Linked DNA regions of Homo sapiens: regions 2 and 3 are each linked to region 1. The links are chromatin loops, found by intact Hi-C in ENCODE. Cell type or tissue: IMR-90. All regions are shown on one strand.

Evidence for each region. Peaks named below come from ENCODE experiments on the same cell type or tissue, not always from the same donor. Only the 100,000 strongest peaks of a DNase experiment are listed, where the experiment ranks them.
Region 2: it touches region 1 in a loop (3-fold over the local background); 6 of 110 quality-filtered maps call a loop at or near these places.
Region 3: a loop joins it to region 1, with 10 times the contacts of the local background. A loop is called at or near these places in 17 of 110 quality-filtered maps.

What each region holds. Positions count from the first base shown.
Region 1 is chr1:216,306,650-216,314,649 of GRCh38, reverse strand. The region is part of intron 9 of USH2A (usherin); the gene reads left to right. Among named protein-coding and RNA genes, the nearest start is that of USH2A, 110 kb to the left of the region's middle. In IMR-90, a CTCF peak has its summit at 3,695; no DNase peak of the experiment used is centred here; H3K27ac peaks cover 222 bases.
Region 2 is chr1:216,718,824-216,726,823 of GRCh38, reverse strand. ESRRG (estrogen related receptor gamma) reads left to right here and starts at 3,395. Exons shown (of 7, transcript NM_001438.4): 1 at 3,395-3,580. The coding sequence starts at 3,525. In IMR-90, no CTCF peak of the experiment used is centred here; no DNase peak of the experiment used is centred here; H3K4me3 peaks cover 1,350 bases.
Region 3 is chr1:216,737,856-216,745,855 of GRCh38, reverse strand. It overlaps LOC124904512 (a long non-coding RNA gene), which reads left to right. Exons shown (of 2, transcript XR_007066880.1): 2 at 1,345-1,613. It also overlaps a transcript of ESRRG not described here. Among named protein-coding and RNA genes, the nearest start is that of ESRRG, 18 kb to the right of the region's middle. RefSeq lists an enhancer at 5,063-5,630. In IMR-90, a CTCF peak has its summit at 3,016 (motif pointing right); no DNase peak of the experiment used is centred here.

The sequences.
Region 1 (8,000 bases):
CCAACATCACACTCTAGAATGCTTATTATATAAATGAATATTTCTGTTATTTTTGAAAGATTCCTTTAGAGCACCAAAGTCCAAAAGTATGAATCATCATGACTAATTTGTGTCATATTTATATTATATATCAGGCTTTACCACTGCTTATTTTTTCTCTGTTTGTTCGCAGATTTTACCCTAAATATATTTTATTTATATTTTAATTATTGTAATGCTAGTAAATTAATTCATTTTTATATAACTAGCATTCACACAGTTCATATTATAGGATCTACATTTGATATATGTTTAGTAAGTCAAGGTAAAGAATTTTCTTTCCTCACTGACATGATGATATTATTAATCTTTGAAAAACACTTGTACTAGTTCTTTCCGTGAGATAGGTATGTGCATAAATGCTTTTAAAATATAAGTTGAAAACATGAAAAAGAGGTTATGAGCATGGAGATAAATTAAGACAGCCTTACAGAAGAAGCAAATAGAGATAGTGAAAGTATAAACATAGTAAAAGAAAAGATAATATTTGAAGGGATAAGAGTAAAGAATTATCTAAAGGTGAGGAATGACATGATTTTTCTGAATCCCAAGTAGGCTAAGAAAAGTAAATGCATACATAGGTATAATATAATGAATCCAATAATCACCAAAGACCAAGCAGCCAGAAAGACAGAAATCTGATAATCACCAAAGACAGAACAGCATCCTAAAAACAGCCAGAGAGAAAAATACAAAGTGTAAGAAATTAATTTCTAAGACACTACTGATATATTTCTCAACAGCCACAATGAAAGCCAGAAGACAGCAGAGTAGTGCCTTTGAAATGCAGAGAGAAGGCAACCAAGAAATATGGAATTGTATTTGTAGTAGTACCATCAATTAGAAACAAGAAAGAAAGAATGCATTTTTAGTTTACAGATATATATATCAATATTATCACCAGCAGACTCTCAATAAAAGAATTTTTCGAGAATACTTTTCATAAGGATATATAATGTTTCCAGAAAATAGGCCTGGTGTGAAGGAAGGAATTGTGAGCAAGTAAACCAGCAAATATGTGGATAAATATAGAGGAAAATTTACTGCGTTAAATAAAAATAAGGTTATATGTAAGAAAGAGTATAAAAAGTAGCAGGATACCATTAAATGGTCATTAAAAATAGCATTTAAAGGGAAGGGGTAAACTCCAACTTCAGCTCCCTCTAGCCATTCTGTTGCACCTTGGGGTAAGAAGAGCAGTTACTGAGAAATACTTGTAAAGTTCACAGCCAATGAGCACAGGGCTCATTAAAAACTGAAAACTAATCCTAGAATCATAGAACAGGGGTCCCCAACCCCTGGGCCACTGGTCAGTAGTGGTCTGTGGTCTATTAGAAACCGGACTGCATAGTAGGACGTGAGCAGCTGGTGAGCTATCATTACTTCCTGAGCTCTGCCTCCTGTCAGATCAGCAGTGACATGAAGTTGTCATAGGAGCATAAACCCCATTGTGAACTGTACATGTGAGGGATTTAGGTTGTGCACTCCTTCTGAGAATTCCTGATGCTTTGAGGTGGAATACCTTCATCTTGAAACCATTCCCCATGTGCTGCCCTCACACCCAGTTCGTGGAAAAGTTGTCTTCCACAAAACCGATCCCTGGTGCCAAAAATATTGGGGACCACTGCCATAGAACGCTTTCCCTCCCCTCTCATCTTACCACCACACCATGAAAGGCCTGTTTGCCAGAGTTCCCTTTACTCAGTACATCATGTCTGGATTTCAACAAAAAGTTACAAAGCACACTAAAACACCAAAAACAAACAAACAAAGAAACAAACAAACAACCTCACAGTTTGAAGAGAGAGAGCAAAAATGAGAATGAGACTCAGACATGGAAAGGATATGGAAATTATCAGACCAGAAACTTAAAGCGGCTCTGATGAATACACTAAAGGCTCTAATGGAAAAAGTAGACAACATGCAAAAATAGATGGCAATATAAGCTGAAAGATAAAAATTCTGACAAAGAAGCAAAAAGAAAAGCTAGAGATCAGAAACACTTTCATAGAAATAAAGAATGCCTTTAATTGGATCATTAATATTTGGGGACAGCTGATAAAAGAATCTGAGTTTGAAGATGTGTCAATAGAGACTACCAAAATAGAAAGGTAAAAAGAAAAATGACTGAACAAATAGAGCAGAATATCTAAGAACTGTGAGACAGCTACCAAAAATGTAAATACATATAATGGGGAAGAAGAAGAAGAAGAGAAAGGAACAGAAGAAATATTTGGAACAATAATGACTAAGAATTTTTCATATTCCAAATGCAGAAAAATCAAAGTTAGGGAAAAATATCTTAAAAGGAGCCTGGCTGAAGGGGGAACATCTAGCCTATGAAAAAGCAAAGATAAGAATTACATTCTACTTCTCCTCAGAAAGCATGCAAGCAAGAAAAGTGGTTAAATAGTTAGGTGTTGACAGAAAAAAAAAAATCCACCTAGAATTCTGTATCTTGCAAAATTATCCTTTAAAAGTAAAGGAAAAATACTTTCTCAAACAAAAACCAGTAGACTTTTCTTGCCTTGCAAGAATGTTAAAGGAAGAACTTCAGAGAGAGAGAAAAAATGATACAGGTCAGAAAACTCAGATTTATGTAAAGAAAGGGAGAACATTAGAGAAAGAATAAATAAAATAACTTTTATTTTTCTTATCCTTAATTGATCTAGTAGATACCAGTTTGTTCAAAATTATAATAAGAACAATGTATTTCATTATTATAGCATGTGTGTAAGTGAAATGAATGATAGCAACAATACAAGACACCAGAGGGAGGAACTAGGAATACTTTATTATTATTAGGTACTCATGCCACCTTTTAAGTGGTATCGTGTTATTTAAAAGTCAACTTGGAACTCTCGCATGACATTATTTTGTCTTGATAGTTCAAGCTCCACCTGCGGTTCTCCCGTCCTCCATGCCAGGTGTCAGGGGCTGCTCTGGATGTTAACTCTTCCGCCCCATGACTTCCAGTTCCAAAATGGCGGCACAGAAACAAGCTGCCATGCCACAACCCCACCGCGCCCCTCTCCCGCCAAAAAGAAAAATTAACAAATATACATTGCTGAGATTATCACCAGAAATTGTCACGATAGTCCAGAACTCAAATATGAAGATATAACTGTTCCCAGGGCCATAAGGAAATGAGAAACACCAAGTGGATGGTAAGAAACCTGACTTTCACATTTGTAGCACTCGTTACCCCATTTTGCCTGACACCAAATATGCAGAAGATTTTCCTCCAACTCACTTTTTTCTACACTGGAAAAATTAAGATTGAGGTAAACAACCAGCTTCCCCAGCCATTCTGGGTTACCGGAAAGAGACCTGTCCTATCCATGCCTCAACCCACTGGAAGCGTCATGAGTGCCTAAAGGGAGACATATTCCTGAAGATAGGCAGAGACAAAGGGGGATGTAGGTCTGTCATCCCCAGCCTGGGAAAGTCTGCTCTGTAACTTGACCAATGCAGACACAATGTCAGAGTAGCTGCTTAGCAGCACTATGATGCAGGAGGATTATTTCACTGTTCTCCTCGGCACAAACCCTTAGGCAGCCTTCCCATACTGTCAGGATATTCCCTTTGGGACCTCTCTTGTTAAGAAGGGCACAATTGGATTGTTTACTGAAGCCAAGGCGAACCTGGGCTTAAAGCGCCCCCTATAGCTCCCTAGAGGAAGCAATTTAGCAGCAAAGACATAGATGTATGTCCACAAGAAAAACAGCAGTAGGAAACTATGATGTCTCCAAACAGACAAAGCAGGGAACCAGGGACTGGCCCTAACAAGACAGTAATATGTAAGCTCCCTGACCACGAATTTTAAAATGCAGTTTTAAGAAAACTCAGTGATCTCCAGTAGAACACAGAAAAATAATTCAGAAATTCATTAGAGAAATTTAACAGAGATTGAAATTTTAAAAAATCTATCAGAAACCTTGGAACTGAGAAATAAATTTACCGAACTGAAAAATTCACTAGTAGCTCTCACCATCAGAATGGATTGAGCAGAGGAAAGAATCAGTGAGCTTGAAGACAGAATATTTGAAAATATATGGTCGAGGAGAAAAAAAGAACACAAAGAAATGAAGATTTCCTACAATATATAGAAAATTATTAATACCTCAAAAGGCCAAATGTAAGAATTAATGGTATTCAAGAGGGAGTTGAAGAGGAAGGATTAGAAATCTTATTCAACAAAATAATAACAAAAAATTCCAAAATTTAAAAGTATACTTGGATTAGTTATAAATGTATATTATAAGCTTTATAGGGCAACCCCCAAAAAAGTTTTAAAAAGGTATAGTTGATATATTTAATACTTACAAAGGAAAGAAAATGGAACCATGTAAAAATGCTCAACTAAAACCACAAAAGGTAAAAAGTATATAGAAAACAAGAATAGAAACAAAGAACAAGGGCAATGAATAAAAAGTAGTAGATATTAATCCAACTATGCCAGTAACTACTTTGAGTGTCAATGGTCTAAATATACCAATTAAAAGAGAGAGATTGTTAGAATGAATTGAAGAATAAAACCAGCTCATTTTATAATGCCAACATTACCCTGTACCAACATCAGACAAAGAAATTACAAGAAAAGAAAACCACAGACCAATAACTCTCATAAAAATAGATGCAAAAATTCTCAACAAAATATTCAAAATAAAACTATTAAGCAATGTGTAAAAATAATTATATATCAGAACCAAGAGGGATTTATCTCAGGTTTGCAAGACTGGTTCAGCATTCAAAAATCAGCTAAAGTAATTCCTCACATCAACAGGCTAAAGGGGAAAAATTACAAGATTATATCAATAAATGTAGAAAAAGTATTTGACAAAATCAAGCATCCATTCATGATCAAAACTCTCCACAAATAAGGAGTAGAGGAGAACATACTCAACTTAATAGAAAATATGTATAAAAACCTAGAGTGAACATCATACTTAAGGATAAGAAACCAGAATCTTTCCTACTAAGATCAGGAATAAGACAAGAATGTTTCCTCTCAGCACTCCTTTTCAACAACGTATTAGGAAGGAATAAAAACAACAACCTCATTTCAAAATAAGGCAGTAAAGGAGAACGAAAGAAAAAGGATATATAGAAAATAGAAATTCCAAATAAATAAACAATCACAACAAATCTAAATGTGCTGAACATATTAGAATTATGAGACTGTCTGGCTGAAAGAGAAAACAACATCCACCTATTGTCTGAGCAGAGGCTGAATTAGGGCAAGAGAATGTCTTAATCACAAACTTTACAAAAGCACCAAAAACACCCTATTAAGCAAGATCTATAATATTTTTATGTTATATTTCAAAAAGTCAAATGATTTAGAAATGTATAATTAAAAATCAAAATTTTAAGTAAAGACACATTAGTGTTGCTTGTTTTATGGTCCTGTGTTATTTTGTAATGGGAGCTGTTGTTTCTAATCAGTCCATAATTCCTACCTACCAGTTTTATAAGGTTGGCATGTACCTGTCTCATAGAAGGTTTTACAATCGTCTAGAAACAGACTAGGCATGATGGGACATTATACACAGCTATTTTTTTAAAACTGTAGAGTGTTTATTAACTTTTTCCATTTGGCTCCAAAGATTGGTAAATATTTTCTAGTTGTATACAGAGGTTCGTATTTTTCCTTTGCCCTCATGCTGCAATGCAGCTCAGCATGGTACTTGTGCTGAGGGTGTGAGAGACATACTCAAAAAACAAGCACACTTCAAGTTTGAAAATTTAAGAAAGCTAGCATGAGCTACATAAATATTAGGCAAAACAGACATTACTGTTTCATTAAAGAAAAAGAGGCTTATTGTATAATTATAAAGTATAAAATTCTAAGTTTACATGCATCTCATAATATAGTTTCAAAAGTATAAAGCAGAATTTTATAGAACCAGAAAGAGAAATTGGCAAGTTCTACCATCAGCATAGAAGAATTTAATACATCTCTTATTAAAAATGTCTTTTTATAAAAAGAAAGAAAAGCTACATACTAGCAGTTGTCATTAGCAAGACAACACATATATAACTGACAAAGGTAACATTTAAATTAAGCAAACTATTTGAAAAACAGACAAAAGAAGTGAACAAGTAATTCACAGAAGAAGCCAGAAGTGGCAACTGAAATGGTCAATATACATGTAAAGACATGTGCAACTTTACTGGTTATCAGTAAACTAAAAAAAAAGAATGTGATAATATTTTATACTCATCAAGTTGTCAAAGATGGCAAAATCTGGAAATTTCAGGAACTGGTAAGTGGGGACTCATACACCACTTATGGGAAGGTGCTGCTGCACTATGGAAAACAATTTGCAAATGTCTACGTGGAACACTTTACAGTAGTGGATATGAAGGAATATAGCTATCACATCAACATGACCAGACTTCTCAAACAATCATACTACAGAAAGCTTGTTTTAGAATAATACATACACTGTATACACTTATATAAATTTTAAAATCATACAAATAGAAAGAAGAAACTGATAAAAGGATAGGAGGCAGGACTAACTTGCAGCTCCCCCTCGGACAGACAGAGCAGCATGTGAAGACACACATCATGAACTTTTCTCCAAGAACTACTGCAGCAACATACCAGGAAAGCCACGAGAATCCACAGATCCTTTGAAGGAAATAGATTGCTGCTGCAGGCTCCAGGAGACAGCCGAAAAACTGTAAGTGCCCAAAGTGTGAAAGGGGGATCTTCCACCCCTGAACACATAGCCTTCCTGGGGAACCTGAAGGTCCAGGTCACAGGTGATGGATTTGGCCTTACCTGGAGCTGAGACAAACTTAGAGAGCTGAACAAAATATAAGGGTAAAGGAAGCAGGGGGAAGAGCCCTGTGGACTCTCTCAGCCCCCAGGAAAACCATTTCTGACTTTGTCTCCTAGGGTCCTTGGGTAGGACTGCCAGTGGAAGTGGGGAAAGACCACAAGGAGAAGGAAACTTCCAGATGAACTCTGTAACAATTTCGACTGAATGCCAACTTTCCTAGCAGAATCTGGGGGTGAGGGTGAACTGGGAGTGCAGACACAGCACAGAAGTTGCATCAGGCAGGGAGGTGTGAAACCTGAAACCCCTGCTTGCTTTTCCAGTGGGGAGACCTGGAGCAGGGGCAAGTCCTCAGCCCTGTTCACCCATTGCCTGGAAATAAACTCAGTGCTGTTGTGGAGAGTATTGTGGGAGTGAGACTGGCCTTTTGGGTTGCATGGGAGCTGGGTGAGGCCTTTCACTGCCAGCTTTCCCCTACTTTCCTGGTGACCTGTATGATGTAGCAGAGGCAGCCATAATCCCCCTAGAAACATAACTCCATCGCCCTGAGAACCACACCCCCAACACTCAGAGCAGCTTCAGCAAGGCCTGCCCAAGGAGAGTCTAAGCTCAGACACACCTAACCCTGACCCTACCTGATGGCCTTTCTCTACCTGCCCTCGTAGCCAGACAAAGGACATAATCTCTTGAGAGCTCTATGGCCCTGACCACCGCCTGAGAAACTTATCCAGGAGACTCTAGAGCAAGCTTGTATCCTCCCTATGCTACTGCCGTTGATGCTCTCTTGAAAGCGCCACCTCCTGTCTGAAGGCCAACCAACACAAAACTAGTGCAATAAACAAAAATACAACAAAGGACCCTCACAGAGTCTACTTCACTCCCCTGCTATCTCCACCAGAGCAGGTGCTGGTATCCAGGGCTAAGAGACCTGAAGACTGATCATATCACAGGGCTGTTTGCAGTTACTCCCCACTACCAGTCTGGAGGCTGCTAGCTCCACTGGGTGGCTAGATCCAGAAGAGAAACAACAATCACTGCAGTTCAGCTCTCAGGAAGGCACATCCTGGAGCACCCACATCCAGGGAGCACCCACATCTAGGGAACACCCACATCTGGGGAGCACCCTGTGGGAAGAAAGAATCTGAACAACAGCACTTGAGCCCCAGATCT
Region 2 (8,000 bases), 410 kb before region 1:
GTGACTGTGCATTAGTTGGGGACTGAGAATGAATTTGTTTGGATATTTATGACTGCATTGTTTAAGGAAGAAGAGATTGAAACTATGCATACACCAAGAGCCTGATGCATAATAGACTGATATTAACTAATTTATTAATATTCTTTGTGAAGCAATCATGAGAGATCCTTTTGTTTGGTTCAGTTTTTCTTGATTTGGGTAGACTCCTTGTGGTAAGATTGTGAAGTGTATAGACTGGGAATATATGTGTATCCTAGGCTGTTTATCTGTTTGTTTGTTTATTTGTTTTTCCAGATTTTTTTTGTAATTGAGATTCTTGAAGGTTTAAGCTCAGTATTACTCATGGCACATTTATTTCCCATGATTATCCATTGTTTTCTCCTGCAAGGTGAGAAAAATCTGGGACCAGGGAAGTTTCTTGAGATGACTGAGCTGTGTATTTGTAAAATATTCTGGAAGCTGTCTCACAAGTTTAGTGAAGAGGATTTTTAAAAATTTTAAATTGGTTAAACTGGATTCAAGACAGTAAGTACAGTCTTTAGGTCCTTGACTTGTACAGGTGATACTTTGATCCCAAGGGGAAAATATCCAAGTCTACAAACCTAGTACACATCTGGTCACTCAGAAAGCAGCGAGTTCAGTGAACACTGCACCTTGCGTAGATGAAATATGGTTAGTGAAAAATCAGTGGGGATGACACTATGTATGTTTGTACATGTATCTCTGTGAGCACAGAACAATGACTTACGCATGAGTCTAAATATCTTTAAAAATATACACCAGTGAAGTCAAATGGATCATAATGAGGGCAAATAAGTACCCAAAGGGAAATAAGAAAATGATGGGAAATTAAAGATCACTTGTACGACATTTGGTGACTTGAGATCCACCGGTAAATACACTACAAATCTTGTCTTTAAAAAGCCATTTCAAAGGAGTAATAAAGAGGTTCTGTCACAGCATAATGTAAAGAAACTGAACACAGTACAGGATTCTGCACCGGTGCAAAATCGGAATGCATTCTTTGAGTACATTAAGATGCATTGAGTACATTAAATAATTTATATTTTTTAAAGAAATATCCATAGCCAAACCAAGAAGGAAAGTTTCTTTCTTTTTTGTGTGTGTGTGTATCTTTTTTAAAGTATGTGCAATTGAATCTATTAATTACCCTGAGAATTTTAGTTTATTCAGAAATCACGATAGTAATCATATGAATCAAAGGATGTTTTTCTGTCTTTGTAATGCAGTATTAGCTTCCATATTTCTTTGAGTGTATTTTAGAAAAATCATGTTTCTTTTGCAAAATGCCTGTTTTATTTATTTTTTAATTGTAAAATGATTACGTGTCTTATTTTAGATTGAATAGACAATTTTTTTTTTCTCTCAGTGTCTGCAGAATGCTTGGATTTTCTTCTACATCTCAAAGCTCTTTTAATTCACTGCTCACAACCAAATTTACATCTTAATTGCAGAGTTCACATTTAACAATATAGACAGCATAATGCTACTGGTAATTAAGCTTTTACTACCTGCTTTTATACAGTATTCTGAGGCACAGTTTTTGCTATGTGAGTTCTGATCTAGAAACTTTGTATGCATTTAGAACACAAATAAAAGGAATTAGGCCTATATCTTAGATATAGCTAAATACAAGGCAGTGAAATTGCTTTCTTCTGTGGGGGGACCAAATCATGTCTGTCATTTTTATATTCTGAATTTTAATGTGGCTGCTCTATTTTAGTGTTTTGGTTTTTTAAAGACCTAGAAAATTTGAGAGGGTTAAGGGAGTTGAGTCCTAATTTAGTGAATTTAACATACGATGAATATCTGAACTAATTTATTTTGATCTCAAAGATTATACTATTTCTATCATGTAGGACTTAAGATGTAAAAGGTTGATAAGCAGTAGAGCTGAATTATATCAAAATTGTGGGTTTTTCACTCTCCATAAGGTAGCAGTTATCTCTTTGCCATAAATAGCTGGTATCTATTCCAATGTACATTTGCTAGTATAAAAAAATCCTGTAGATTAAAATAGGACCTAAGCAAACTCTTTGTTATATGGAAATTAAAGACACGGTGTACACAATTGAAGGAGGAAAAAACACACTTGTCCTCTTATATCCTCCTTTTATTTTTATTTTTTTGAACACTTTTGATTGAGAATTCTTAGTTTTGTAAATTATTATCTGTTTGAAACTAGTTCTTATAGTGACCAGACTGTGTGATGGTTTATAAAATGTTTCTGGGTTGATTTTTTTAAAGCATATAGGGTGCCTTATGTATAGAAACAAATGTGTACACTGTGTTTTATTTGAAAGCAGGATGTTTTGGGTAAAATCATATATAAAATTATATGCCTCCTAGTTTGGAAGCTTGTATTGAAATATATACATATAATTAAGAATACTTTTAGTGCACTGTTTAGTAATGCTCTCCCTACAAAAAAAAAAAAAAATGCTGTCTTTATTTTGTCAAAATGCATCGAGAGAGATTTAATTCGCTATTTACCCCCACAGCCCTCAGACTCCCCACCCCTAAAACTGAAGAAGCCAATTTGTCCTGCGGCTGTTTACCGTTGTTTTGAAAAGCTATGCGTTGTATCTATATGTAAAGAGACAGTCGCAGGTATAGAAAGGTTTACACATATAATTTACTTAGGCATTCTTTCAAATTGTATTGTCACTATCTCCTCTTCTGTAGTTGTGTAAAACTGCATTCCACCTCAGAGATGACGATCCCAGTTCACATGCTCAAACAATTTAGAAGAATGCCTTTATTATTATTATTTTTAATGCCCAGCATACATCAGGAAAACAGGAAAAGACATGATTAGGAATACATGAGAAAGTACAGCACCAAATAAGCCGCGGCCCCCGGTGTAATAAAAACACAGACAACGGCAGGACAAACTTAATTCTCTACCTTCCGCAGAATCCTTTCCCAAATTAACTGAGAGTCTGCGTGAGTTCTCCTTTTCAAGGCAAAAGAGATCTTAGGTTAGAAATCAAAGGCAAATCCCTCCAGTGCTTAGAGAGTTAAGTTAGTTATGTTTCTTTTGTAGCTTCCCAGAAGAAAAAAAAAAGAAAGAGAGAGAAGGGAGGAAAAAAAATCAAACCCGAGAGTGTGTATTGGGAGCGTTTCAATCGCTCCCTTCTCCGCTCCCTTTTTCTCTGCCCACTCTCAGTTTCCAGCCCCCTTCGGCTCTCTGCACCCTGCCTACCTGCCTGGCTCCTCTCGCTCCGTGCAGCCTCCCGTCGCCTCCCTCCTGATTGGGCAGAGGCCCCCCAATCGGCTGCGCGGCTGGGCCGGTGGGACTGCATATGTAAAGCCCTACTTCATATTAATAAGCTCCAATCGGGGCTTTAAGTCCTTGATTAGGAGAGTGTGAGAGCTTTGGTCCCAACTGGCTGTGCCTATAGGCTTGTCACTAGGAGAACATTTGTGTTAATTGCACTGTGCTCTGTCAAGGAAACTTTGATTTATAGCTGGGGTGCACAAATAATGGTTGCCGGTCGCACATGGATTCGGTAGAACTTTGCCTTCCTGAATCTTTTTCCCTGCACTACGAGGAAGAGTAGGTACCTTTTTTCTTTCCTTTTTAAACTCGTCGTGGGGGTGCGGGGGTGGGGGCGGACAGACTATATCTTTACACACTGATTCAGGTAATGCCCTGGGTATTTTGTGTGCACGACTGCTTGTTTGTGTCTGTCTTGTGTCTTTTGTGTTGAGGGTGATCTCCTAATTCAGTAAGTCGAGAATTGTTCTCTGACTACAATGTTACCTTTGAGGCAAAGCTCAGTGACTGTCAGTAAAACAGCTGTGTGACAGTCACTTCTTATTCAGGTGCTAAGAATAGGCACTTGGCACAAATGCTTAGTGAACTGTTAAAATGCATCTTTTACTAGGACCCATTTTCCCAAGGAAAGATGTTTTAAAATACAATATTCAAAATGATTTATACTATTGAGGGCCTCTTATGTATTTGCAGTTTGACAGATATTTTCAGCTCCTTGTCATTTCTTACCGCGCAGAGTTAGAGGCAAAATTGCACATTTACTAATTCTCCTTCAGAGAACAATTTAAAAGCTAGCCCTATGCAATTCTGAGCTAGAATAATGTTATTTGCATGGTTAGCGTTAAGTCAGCACTTAACTGACAAATCAGTCCATTAAGTAACATGAGATTTTCACACATTATAAATATTTAAGGGGGGAAAAAAAACTAAAGAAGAAACAGTAGTGACTTTAAAATTTTCCCCTTAAATACTGCTCAGAGTGTGGATTTGTCTCGTTTGTTGTGTCCAGAAAATATAGAAAAGTACTTTCGTTCTTACAAGCAGTTTAATTAGTATTTATGGATATCTTTATGCACATGGAAATATATATTTAGATTACTAAAGGGGGGGGAGTGAGTAGGGGGTACGAGAAGTAAGTTAGGCATTTTTGTGTAAATGAGTAGGTGATAAACTTAATTTCAACCTACTGTTAAGATAAAATGTTAGTATATCACGAGAGCTGTCACTGGTTTATCTCCCTTTCTGTTGAGTCAGTTATATTGCTTTGCTTTCACATTACAGTAATACCAACTGTTATAATTCTGAAAAGAGTGCCCTTGGCAAACATTTCTCTCTATAGATTGTGAAGAAAATATCAAACTCTAGAAGATGAGGTAGTGCATTATAGGTAGATGTCCACTAGCTGTCCTTAGTGACTGCATATTGCATTGCTTTGTAATTAAGTAAGAGATGAAAAGTGACTTGCAGTCTCAGTGGCTGCTCCTGTATGTTTGAGCGTGAGTGTGAGTGTGTGTGTGTATGCACGCTCACACATGCACATCCACCCACATCCATGCTCACACAGGGAATATTAGCCAAGAGATGGATTTAGGAGGAACTGAAAGATTATAAGGCTGTGCTTGCATCAGTTTGAAACACTCAAGGGAAGAAACAACCTTAAGATGTGTAAAAATAAAAATGAAAAATAAACAAAGGTAAGACTGCCCGCTCAAGTGTAGTTTGAAGGTTAGTGTACTTCGGGCTGTAGAATTGGAGAGTTTAAGACGTCTTCGTGTCAGGAAGAATGTCTTATCCAAGCACGCCCAGATTCTGAACTTTCTCTTGTAAATAAATAAAGAAAACAAACTTTAAAAATCCCCCAGAGGCTTCTTTTTGAAGTAGTTTCCTTGAATTTAACTTCTTATAGCTAATTTGAATAATTCGTTTAGATAAGCCTCTTAAAGCAGATGCATTTAAATGAAGTCAAGGCACATGTCCTTTTGGCTTTGGCGCAAGATTCAAACTAGCTTTCTTTTGGGCTCAATTAAAAGTCATCTTTAAAAAATACAGATTTATTGTCTGGATGCAGTTCTGATGGTTACGTGGTTCACTGGACAGACAGAAAGATCTAACGCTAAGCAACGCATCTGCCTCTCTGTCTCAATTAATAAACCACAGAATTTATACATGCTATTAATATTCATAGTAATTGTACCGGGTTAAACCCCATCACGTGTGTGTATACACAGAAATGAAACCAGAGTTATACAGTTTTAGGGGCAAATATTGGACAGTTTCTGCTTTGGAGGCTGTTAAAAAGATTCATACCATTTATTGACCACCATTAAGAGAGCTTAAAATGTTAACCTCTAACTATGTATTTTTTTATTTTAGGAAATGTGCCAGCACATTAAAGAACATAATACTTGAAAGCTTGTTTCACATTTAATAGCAGTAATAGCTGATAGCATAAATAGATGAAAATAATATATCTGCTCATTTTGACATATGTGTCAGTCTAATCATTCTAAATGAGTGTGCTCATCACATGAATCCCTTTCAACCTCTGATTAAAATGTAACATTGACTACAGGATTATAGAGCGGACTTAATTTTACTGACTGTTTTAACAGTTGTCACAGCTGTTGGAAGAAGGAAAGGCAACTGAAACACTCCAAAACAGACAAGGCGAGGAGGGAACAGTTTAGTAAATTTCAGCCTGATCACTGAAGTCCAGACATTGAAAATTTAAGTTTCGTGTTTTAAGATTCGTGTTTGGAGCTACACAAGTTTTATTTTGTATGTTTCACTCTTTCTGTTTCAGGGTTTTCATGTTTTTTCTTTTTCTCATCTCTTCTTTTTAAAATCTATACTAATTAAAAAACAAGACAATCCCAAAGTAATTCCATAATGTCAAATTATAGGTGATAAAATAGGCAGAAAGAAAAAATTTATACAGTAACAGTAACAACAACAAAAAAGCCGAGATCAGAGGGGATGCCTTTTTTTTAGGGAATGATAAGAGCTTGGCCAAGTCACTTTAGATGTGATATTATTTGAGAACTCTGAACAGACACTTTAAGTTTATTTTTTCAAGTAAGAATACTTAAACTCTAGACTTGGAGCTCACATGACTTTTCTTCATGTTTTGTTTTTTATTTTTTTTCCCTACAATCTTGAAAACACCTGCAGCCTTAAAGGTATGTGGTGTTGGTGGAGTTTTCAGATGATTTCTCTGTAAACTGCTTGAAGTGACAATCAGCTGCAATTAGTTGTGAGCATTCTTGAGCTGTAGTTTTGTAACCTTGCCCATTACATTACTAAAGTGAGCGGATTAATTCTATTTTCCTAAAAATTAAGTAATCATTGTACATGTTCCAAACTATATATAGTTGAAATGGCCAGATGACTAGTATTATGTAACATATGATTTTCTCCTTGAAGTAAACAACAAAAAAACAACTGTTCCTGAGTTAATGAAATATATATTGAATGGGAGTGGTGGATAAATGATGGGTACCCCATGTTCCACTAGCCCTTTGTGTCAGGGTATTTATGTATTACCCTATACACATTTGGTGGTAAGTTTAAAAATCCCTTTTTTATAGAAAGGACTAAGAAACAGCTTTCATTTCCTGGGCAGAGCTAAGGGTGATGGTGTTGGCTATTTCTTCTTACAGTGATGGTTTCTCATCTTAATGTGTTTATGGCACTGCTGCTTTATTTACTGAGCCTAGTGTGTTGCAGCGGTAATTAACCCATGTTATTAGCAAAGCCCTTGTGGATATCCATTAATTCTCTTGCATGGATGATCATTTTTCTAGTGTTTTCCCCAAATAAGGTATCATTGTTCTGTTTTTTTCCCTAAATTGACGGCATTTGATATATTTCTTTGATTTAATCTGACCTGTAATATATATTGGTCATTTTATAAAGAATAATAATTAACTCAGCTTTTAAAAATGCTAATAGAAGCAGGAGGAAAGATTTTTTTGTTGTTGTTCTTTTTAAAGTGAAAAAAGAAAAGAAAAGAAGGTTTAAAAATAATGCAGGAAATCAGCTTTAACTCTAAATTTTTCAGATCTTACAATTTATAACAATTTATATCTTTGAGGTATTTTAATCAGTTTTTTTCTTACTTAGTTAATAACACTTCAGGCATTTTTGTAAAATATTGAGCCAGCAGAAAAATACTTGTGCTTCCTGGCTGAGAAAAGATAAGGACCATCTCATTAGCCGGGCCATACTTTTGCAATTAATTTTAGATACCTGGTGCTATTCATCAAAGAAGGAAGCTAACTTCTCTATGATTCTATTTAACAATACTTTTGCAATACCTCACTCCTGCAAGAATTACAGACAAAGAAGAAGCCATTCTTTTGGAAGGTAGGCATAATGCCCAATCTCAAGTCCGTATCACTTACGAAAAATTCCTCAACATTTGTTTTAGCTCAATGACTAAAGAAAATATTTCTCTGTCTTACTTGTAAAGTGATGTTAAGCACTGAAGGTTTTGCTTTGTATTATTTTATAAAATAAATTATATGCTGATGAGAGATACTTTTTCATACAAATGGCAATTAATAGCAATGATTTCTATTAAACCAATTAATATCAAATAAACTTTTTAGCATCACTTATCCAGCTTTTAGAAATAAGAGGAGAGGATCTGAGGGATCTCAGTAGAACTTTAGAGTCATTGCAGCAGATAAGCTTTGCT
Region 3 (8,000 bases), 430 kb before region 1:
TAATTGCCTTCTACATGAGGACTGAAATATAAATATACATCACCATAATACAATTTAAAGATAATAGCCATTCTTTATTGAGTGTGTCTTTTACAGATGAGTAAACTGAATACAGAGAGGTTAAGTAACTTTCTCAAGGACAAACTCCTAGTAATACACAGAGCTGACATGGAAACTTACCCAACCTCCTAATCAATTGGCTAACCAGCCTGCATTGAATACACGCATTGAGAGACTGGACAAAGGGAAAGGAGGGGGCAGGGGGAACCTCAGCCTTCAACTCAAGAGGGTAAAAACTCCTATGCATAGCACAGTGTCTGCAATAGAGAAAAATGTTACTTAAGTGAATGAAAGAAGCAAAAACATATTGGGCATGGTGGCTCATGCCTGTAATCCCAGCAACTTGAGTGGCCGAGGCAGGAAGATCGCTTGAGGCCAGTAGTTGGAGATCAGCCTGGGCAACATAGCAAGACCCTGTCTTTGGGAAAAAATGATGGGAAATAAACAAACAAACAAACAAACAAACCACATAGGTGTGCATGATGGTGTGTGCCTGTTGTCCCAACTATTTAGGAGGCTGGAAGTGAGAGGATCGCTGGAGCCCAGGAGTTTGAGGCTGCAGTGTGTCATGGTTGTGCCACTGCACTCCAGCCTGGGTGACAGAGTGAGACTCGACTTAAAAACAAACAAACAAACAAACAAAAAACAAAAAAAGGATGAAAGACAAGCAAAATGTGAAAGAATATAGCAAAATCCAGGGAGTATTGTCTTTAATAGGCACACCTCTAACCGACATCCCATTATAAAAGAAAAATTGAGACCCTGGGCTGAGTTCTCTCATGGCTCAGCCAGCAATTTCTTGAGGAACTTTAGACTCTGTTTTCTACTCTATCGAAATAGTTTGCAAACTTTGGTAAATAGAGCAGAAACATACACACTTGCTAATATGGAACCAAAGTTAAACCCTGCTCAGAGAACTACAGAAAAATGTATATGCCTGCCCTCACCTGGAGAGCTAAATGAACGGGTACTTGAGAAAACCTAGTCAGACGACATCATGAAGGCTGATGTAGCTTCAATGGCAGTAAGCCAGCAATATTGCTAGAAGAACAGATGGAAGATGGGACACATTTGTAGCCAAAAAGAGACTACTCATAGGTAACACAGCATGTATTGCCAGGAATAAAGATGGTGAGATGTAGAAATAACCTCTATAAGTCCTATGTGTGTGCATTTCTTAAAATCAGGTTATTTTTAATTGTTGGACAAATTTTGAAAGTTTTTGCCTGAAATCTGTGTGTTTTTGGCATCGTTGGACGTTTGCTTTTAGGAGTGTGTACAGAGGTGTGTGTGTGTGTGTGTGTGTGTGTGCATGTCTGTGTGCACATATTCAAGTGTGTGGTACTAGACTCAGATGGGATGGAGTTGATTAAAACATCGAATGAGTTACCCTATGAATGTTGTACAGTTGATGTTTACTTCCCAAGGCAAGAATATGGGCTTGCATTTCTCCTGTGTGTAAATATTTTGTTTAGCGCCTAGTGCAGTGCTAACAACAATGTAATAAATGCTTGCCAAATATAGTATAAATAAATAAATTGATTTAGCACCCAGAAGTTTCATGCTCTTTATTTTATTGCCGTTTGTTCAGAGGCACAGAGGAAGAGACTCTAACGGACAATGTATTTCTTACTCCCTCATGGTTCCTTATCCACCCAAGACTGAACTCTATGGCTTTGTTCTCTTAAAGCACTTAACCCTTTAAAACCCTCCTAGCAAAACTTTCTGCTCATCACTTAGATAAAAAGAGGAATACAGCAGATAAATGAACAGAATCACACTCCATGTGGCACCGTGTCCAGAGGAATCACAAGTAAAATCTGGTACCTAATGGCAGTCAATATAATGATTAAGAGCAAAAGTTTCCGTAAGCAGGATTAGAATTATTTCTGCAAGTTACCTACTATGGAAGTTATAGTAAGTTACGAAGTCTCAGCTTCCTAATCAGTAAAATTAGAATGTTACTGAGATGATTGTGAGGTTCAGATGAACTAAATGATGTAAAATTTTGAGCACAGTCCTAGCACATCATAAACCTGTGATACTTAGCAGCACTGACCATCATGTCAATGACTGTGATCACAACGACAGTGACAGTGATGATGATGAGTGTTATCCATGAATGGTGATGATGATGATGACAACAGTGAAGATGATGGCAATGGTGAGAGCACTTAGTGGCTAACAGCTTGCTAGAAAAACTCTCTAAAGGAATCATGGCACAATGTGTTTTCTAATTTATGTTTCTGGGTCTAAGACTGCCTTCAAAACATGCTATTAGTTTTCAGAAAATTTAAACCAGCTCTCTAAATTAAATTACCCTGAAGAGGAATACTTTTATATTTTTTAATATAAGGGACTTTCTGAATTCTATGCCATAGACAGAACAATAATTTCACACTGAGATATTTATTCCAGGGTTCTCTCCATGATCCTAAGAGTCACCTCAAGGAGGGTGTATTGTTTTATTTCAGCTGCCTTGGCACAGTGTCCCAGCATTAACAGCAAATGAATAGCCTGTGCCTGTTTTGTAACTTTCATTCTCTACTCAATGGCTTTTCTCAGGCTTAGCAAATAAATACATTTCCATTGTATGCTATTGTTGAAAAGTCATATTGTCTTAGATTTTAAAGCACACCTTTTATACAGAGGACCTGTAGTACAGCTAGCAGCCTCATTCCATTGGTCTCTAATAATGACTATCATGGTGAGACACAGTGACTTTGACAGAAGGAGGAATTCACTCCATTAAGCAAATATACTAGAGGCTCCATACTTTGTTGGAGTTAATAATTTCATCTTTAACAACTGAAGCAAATTTGAAAGATGCTGCACCTCTCATTCAATGCTACACTCATTTTGCCTTGATCAGGGAAGGTTGAATGCTCCTATTTTGAAGTAAAATCTCCCTAAACTCTTAAGTTTGAGGGTTTTTTTAATTGTCTGGGAGAGTCCAACACCAGAGGGCGATGTGAATTCAACATTTTTACTTGTTTTCTTGTACAGTTTACTTTTGGTGTGTAAACAAAATAAGCATATTTGGTGTTCATAACGATTCATTTTCTGAAGTTGTTTTTTCAGTAACTGCAATTTTACTTACTCTGTTCCTCTCCCACTTTTGCATTTTAACAAGGAATGGAAAGATTAAGAAATCAGTCATTCATTTAGCTGTCATTTATTGAGTATCTAGTATATGCAAGGTACTGTATGAAAGGGTCGGATGGAGTTAGGACAGAAATGGATAAAGAATCATTAAAGAAATATTTACTAGTCAGTTGTTGCATACAAAGCACTCTACTGGGTACTAGTGGGAATATAAAGATGAACCAGGTAGTTCTTGTCTTCAAGGAACTTACATTCTATTGGAGAAACATGATTCCATTATTCTCTTTTATCTTAAAGGTTGCTCACTTACCACAAATTTTTCTTCCCCCAACAGTCTTTAGAGACATAGCTCAGAAAATCTGCATCTTTTGCTCCTCTCTCAAGTCAAATTGGCCATGCCCTTTTTCAAGGCTCTAACCTACTTTATAAAGACATATCACATGTATACAGAGCATTACAAATGGATGTCCTTTAAATATAAGATGGTGGGAATAGCTGAGGCAAAAATCCTGGAAATAAGAATGCATTTGGTGTGTTCAGGTTACGTGAAGGCTGTGATACCCAGGCTCTGTGAAGCAGACTTGTGGGAAACTTGCCAGGAAAGAGGGTTTGGGTCAGGTTATGAATAGACTTGAATTTTCAGGTTAAAAGAATCTTGATTTTGTTCTGTAACAGTGGAAAATGTGGGGTAAAAGTACTTGAGAATGGCATATAGAATGAATTAGAAAGAAGCAGAAAAACAGAGGGAGAGAGACCAATGAAACCACCAGTGAGGAAATTCAGGCAGTTGGAATTTAACTTTGAGAATGTAGAGATGATTTAGAGTGAGAACCAATAGGACTTAGAAGTTGACAAGTGTATTCCAAGCACCCATGTACGAAAGTGTGGTATTTTTTGACATCAAGAGGGTTGCATGAATTCATCTGTTTCATAATAGTAAGAATTCAAAGCTTAGACAGCAATTGCCCAGCTAGGCTTGCATTCATTCATTTATTCATTAAACAGCCTGTTCAATAACATCCAGTCTGTCAGGCCCTAAGCTGTGTTCTAAGCATTCTGAGATGAGACAGGGTCTCTGCCTTCAAGTAGCTTACAGTTTAATAAGAGAAGTAAAATCACATACAGATATGAAAATGCTAAAGGATGGCAGGATAAGAGATGCCTCCCGAGAGGAGGTGATCTTTCTGAGTTTCCATCTGGAAAAGAGGTATATGTGTGTGTGTGTATGTGTAGGGGGGTATTTTGGGGTGTGTGCAGGGGCGGGGGGGAGTGTTAGAAAGGGGTTGTGAGGTTGGTGTTTTAGCCTGAGGGGTCCACACATGTAGTGACACAGGATTGTGAACAGGTATAAAGAAATAATTATAATATAAATTATAAACATAAACTATATAATATAAATTACAAATATAAATTATATAATATAAATTATAAATATAAATTATATAATATAAATTATAAATATAAATTATATAATATAAATTATATAAATTATAAATATAAATATAATATAAATTACCCTGACCCCAAAGAGCTTTCAATCCTCTGTTTAGACAATGTTCTGTTTTTATATCCAATGCTATCCCATTATGTTGGACAGTCTTCCCATATGGGGACGGGGGCGTGAAAGAAGAGAGAGGGGGGACTGTGATAACTCAATGCCAGTTATATTTGAGAACCAATTTCGTATATGACTTTAAAAAATTTATCTGAGAATTAACACTTTAAATTCTGCCCAATGAAATAGTTAAATTCAGAAGGTGGAAAAATGAAAGAATGTCAATATGTATATATAATCCCATTTTGATAAATGTGACATGGTAAATTCAAAGCCACTCCAATAAATGTCAAGCTTAATACAGGGGCACCTCTGCCTGCAAATAATCTCTAGGAGTGAGGAAAACACTACAAATAAAAAAATGGAACACTTTAAGTTCTTGATAATTTTTTAGTTCCTCTGTCGGTGATATAGAAAGGTGTGTAGAAAGCATTATTTCTCCACAAGCATCTAAGGCAGGGTTACAATTTCTTTCTTTTTTTCTTTCTTTCTTCTTTTTTTTTTTAATGTTAAGCACGTTCCTTTGCAGGGCTTAGAAATCTCTCTCGTCCAAAATTGAACAAAAAAGGCCTCCCCTTGTGCTTTTTTTGTCAGGCTGATGAAGCTGTATAGAAATGTAAATGCAATATAAGAGATGGTAGTGGGAAGCTTGTGTTGTGCTCTCCTCTTCTCTGGGGCTCTCTTGTAAAATTATTCTCTGATTTTGCTGTGTGTGTGTGCACCTCTTGTGTAAGGGCATTTAATTAGCTACAAGTTACAACAAAGACTTTTGAAAGGAAAATGTGTCTGTGGTGCAGATGCCTTTATTTTCATTCTGTGAACAGCTAGGTTTTTAACTCCCTTATCAAGAGCTGCATGAACTGCCCAGACTAAATTGGGAACATCTCCACACTGTTTGACAAATAGATTTTTTGTAAACTGATTTAGCCTTTTCATTGTTTGCATTTCATTATATAGAAGACTTCATGTCACAAAATTGGTATTCATTCAAAATAGAGAATTTAGAGATAGGACTGTAGCCAGATAAAAAATATTGCACAGGTCGGGGCTATTAAGCATAGAATAATAGCAAGTCAGTGATCCAAGGGGCTGTTCTTCAGCAGCAAAGGGGCTAACATAGCCGAGGTCAGCAGTCAGACTCAGGACTGAAGATGTGTCTCTGGCCACATTTACAAGACAATCTGCAGGGAACAGAGTGAGGAATGAAGGAGTCTGGCAGGATAAACTGTAGGAAAGAGACGTCTTTGCATCTCAAATTTCATTCTCCTGAGGGGTCGGAGGTGGGAATTTTAACAGTTGAGAGGTGTCTTGGTCTGTTTTGAAACATTTGCGCATCAGAGTTTGGGTTCCATGGCACATATAGGAGAGCCATATTAGCAAAATAGATTTTGAGAAGGAGTTAGCAGTGAGCTGGGTTTTCATTTCTTCTAAATCTTTTAGCTTAGACCAGTGGGTCTCAAACTCGAACATGCATCAGAATCACCTGGAGGACTTGATAAAGCACAGATTGCTGAATCCTATCCCCAGGGTTTCTCTGGGGTGGCAGGGCCGAGAATTTACACTAACAGTTCCTGGATAATACTGATATTTTCCTTTGAGAACTACTGGTATAAACTCTACATACCAGTCATCAGACGATCAAATGATTTGCATTTTTAGAGCACCTATCAGTTAAACCCACTGAGCAATGAGCATTGGCAGCTCTTCACTGTTAACCTCAAATAGAAAGTCCAAAAGATCACAGAAGATAGTTTATGTGTAGGAGTTGTCTTTGTTTTGTTTTTATTTAAAAAATAGCTTATGTAGAACTATGTTTATATCACATCTTATTCTGCCTGTTTCCCACAGCTGGGGAACTTTTTTTTTTTTTTCACTTTAATGAATCTTTGGAGATACCTTTTATGCACTTGTCTCTCAGTGTCGGGATTATTTATAAAGATAAACAGGATGCAGTTTTACTCTCAAGAGGCTTACAGTCATGGGAGAATCAGATAAATACGAAGAAAACATTAATAGCATTTGGTTAGTTGAGATGATAGAGGGATGCTGAGGTCTCTATTCTACTGGGAGCCTCCCCTGACCTCCGCTCCAAGGTAAACTAAGTATTAAGGATAAGTAGGGGCTGGTTGCAGTGGGACATACCTGTAATCCCAGTGCTTTGAGAGGCTAAGGTGGTAGATCACTTCAGGCCAGAAGTTTGAAGCTGCAGAAAGCTATGATTGCACCACTGCACTCCAGTTTGGGTGACAGGCCTGGGTGACAGAGTGAGACCCTGTCTCATAAGTAAATAAATAACAAATAAAATTTTTAAAAAGGATAAGTAAGATTTTGCTAGGCAGAGAGAAGTGAAACATTAGCATGTATTCAGGAATCTGCCAGTGTTTTGAGAGTCCTAGAATTTTTTTTGTTTATAAGTGCACGCTGCTTCATCTTTCTCAGCTCTGGCATTTATTTTACTGTCTCACCATTTCATACTTTTCCCCTACTTAATCCACTTTTTCCCCTTACTACATTCTGTTTGACTGTTATTTTCTGTTAAATAAATAATCTGCATTCATTGTAAAATTATCTAAACAATACATAAGAATATAAGGAAGAAAATGAAAAGCAACTAAATTTTATTGCCTTATGATACCACAGATTTTGTTTAACCATTTCACATCTGTTTTTACTCTGAAGCATAGTATTTAGAATAGATTTTTACATTATACTCAGCTCTTCATTGATAAGCATTTTATGGTTCACTTTTTTCTCCTTAGTTGCTTGGCAGTATAGGACTTATTTTAGTAAAGTTTCATAAACTGATGGATCCCTGGAAATTTGGTTTCTCAGCATTGTGTCACTACAAAAGCTGGAGTCCACAGATGGTCTTCACTTTACCCTAAGCCCCTTCCTCAGCAGTTAACTTCACCTTTTTCCTTCTTTTTAATGTTGGCTGCAGTTTGAAACCCCAGTAGATCTTATCCCAAAAATACCACTGTATGGACCCCACCCTCAGAGATTTTCACTGGGTGAGACCCAGGCAGCTGTACTTTTAAAAAGTCTCCAGGTGATTCCAAAGTGGAACCAGATTATCTCATCCTATGATCACTGTTGAGCTTTGGGGTATTAGCATGACCAAAAAAAAAAAAAAAAAAAAAGTGATGTCTCATCTGCAGAACTAGTGAAGGTCTGGAAGTCACTTGCATTTAGTGATTGGCATCTAACACAAGCCACTGATAGTTTTTGTGGGCTGTATGTAAGGACGAATATTTTCTTATACTTGCATCATTCACAGTGA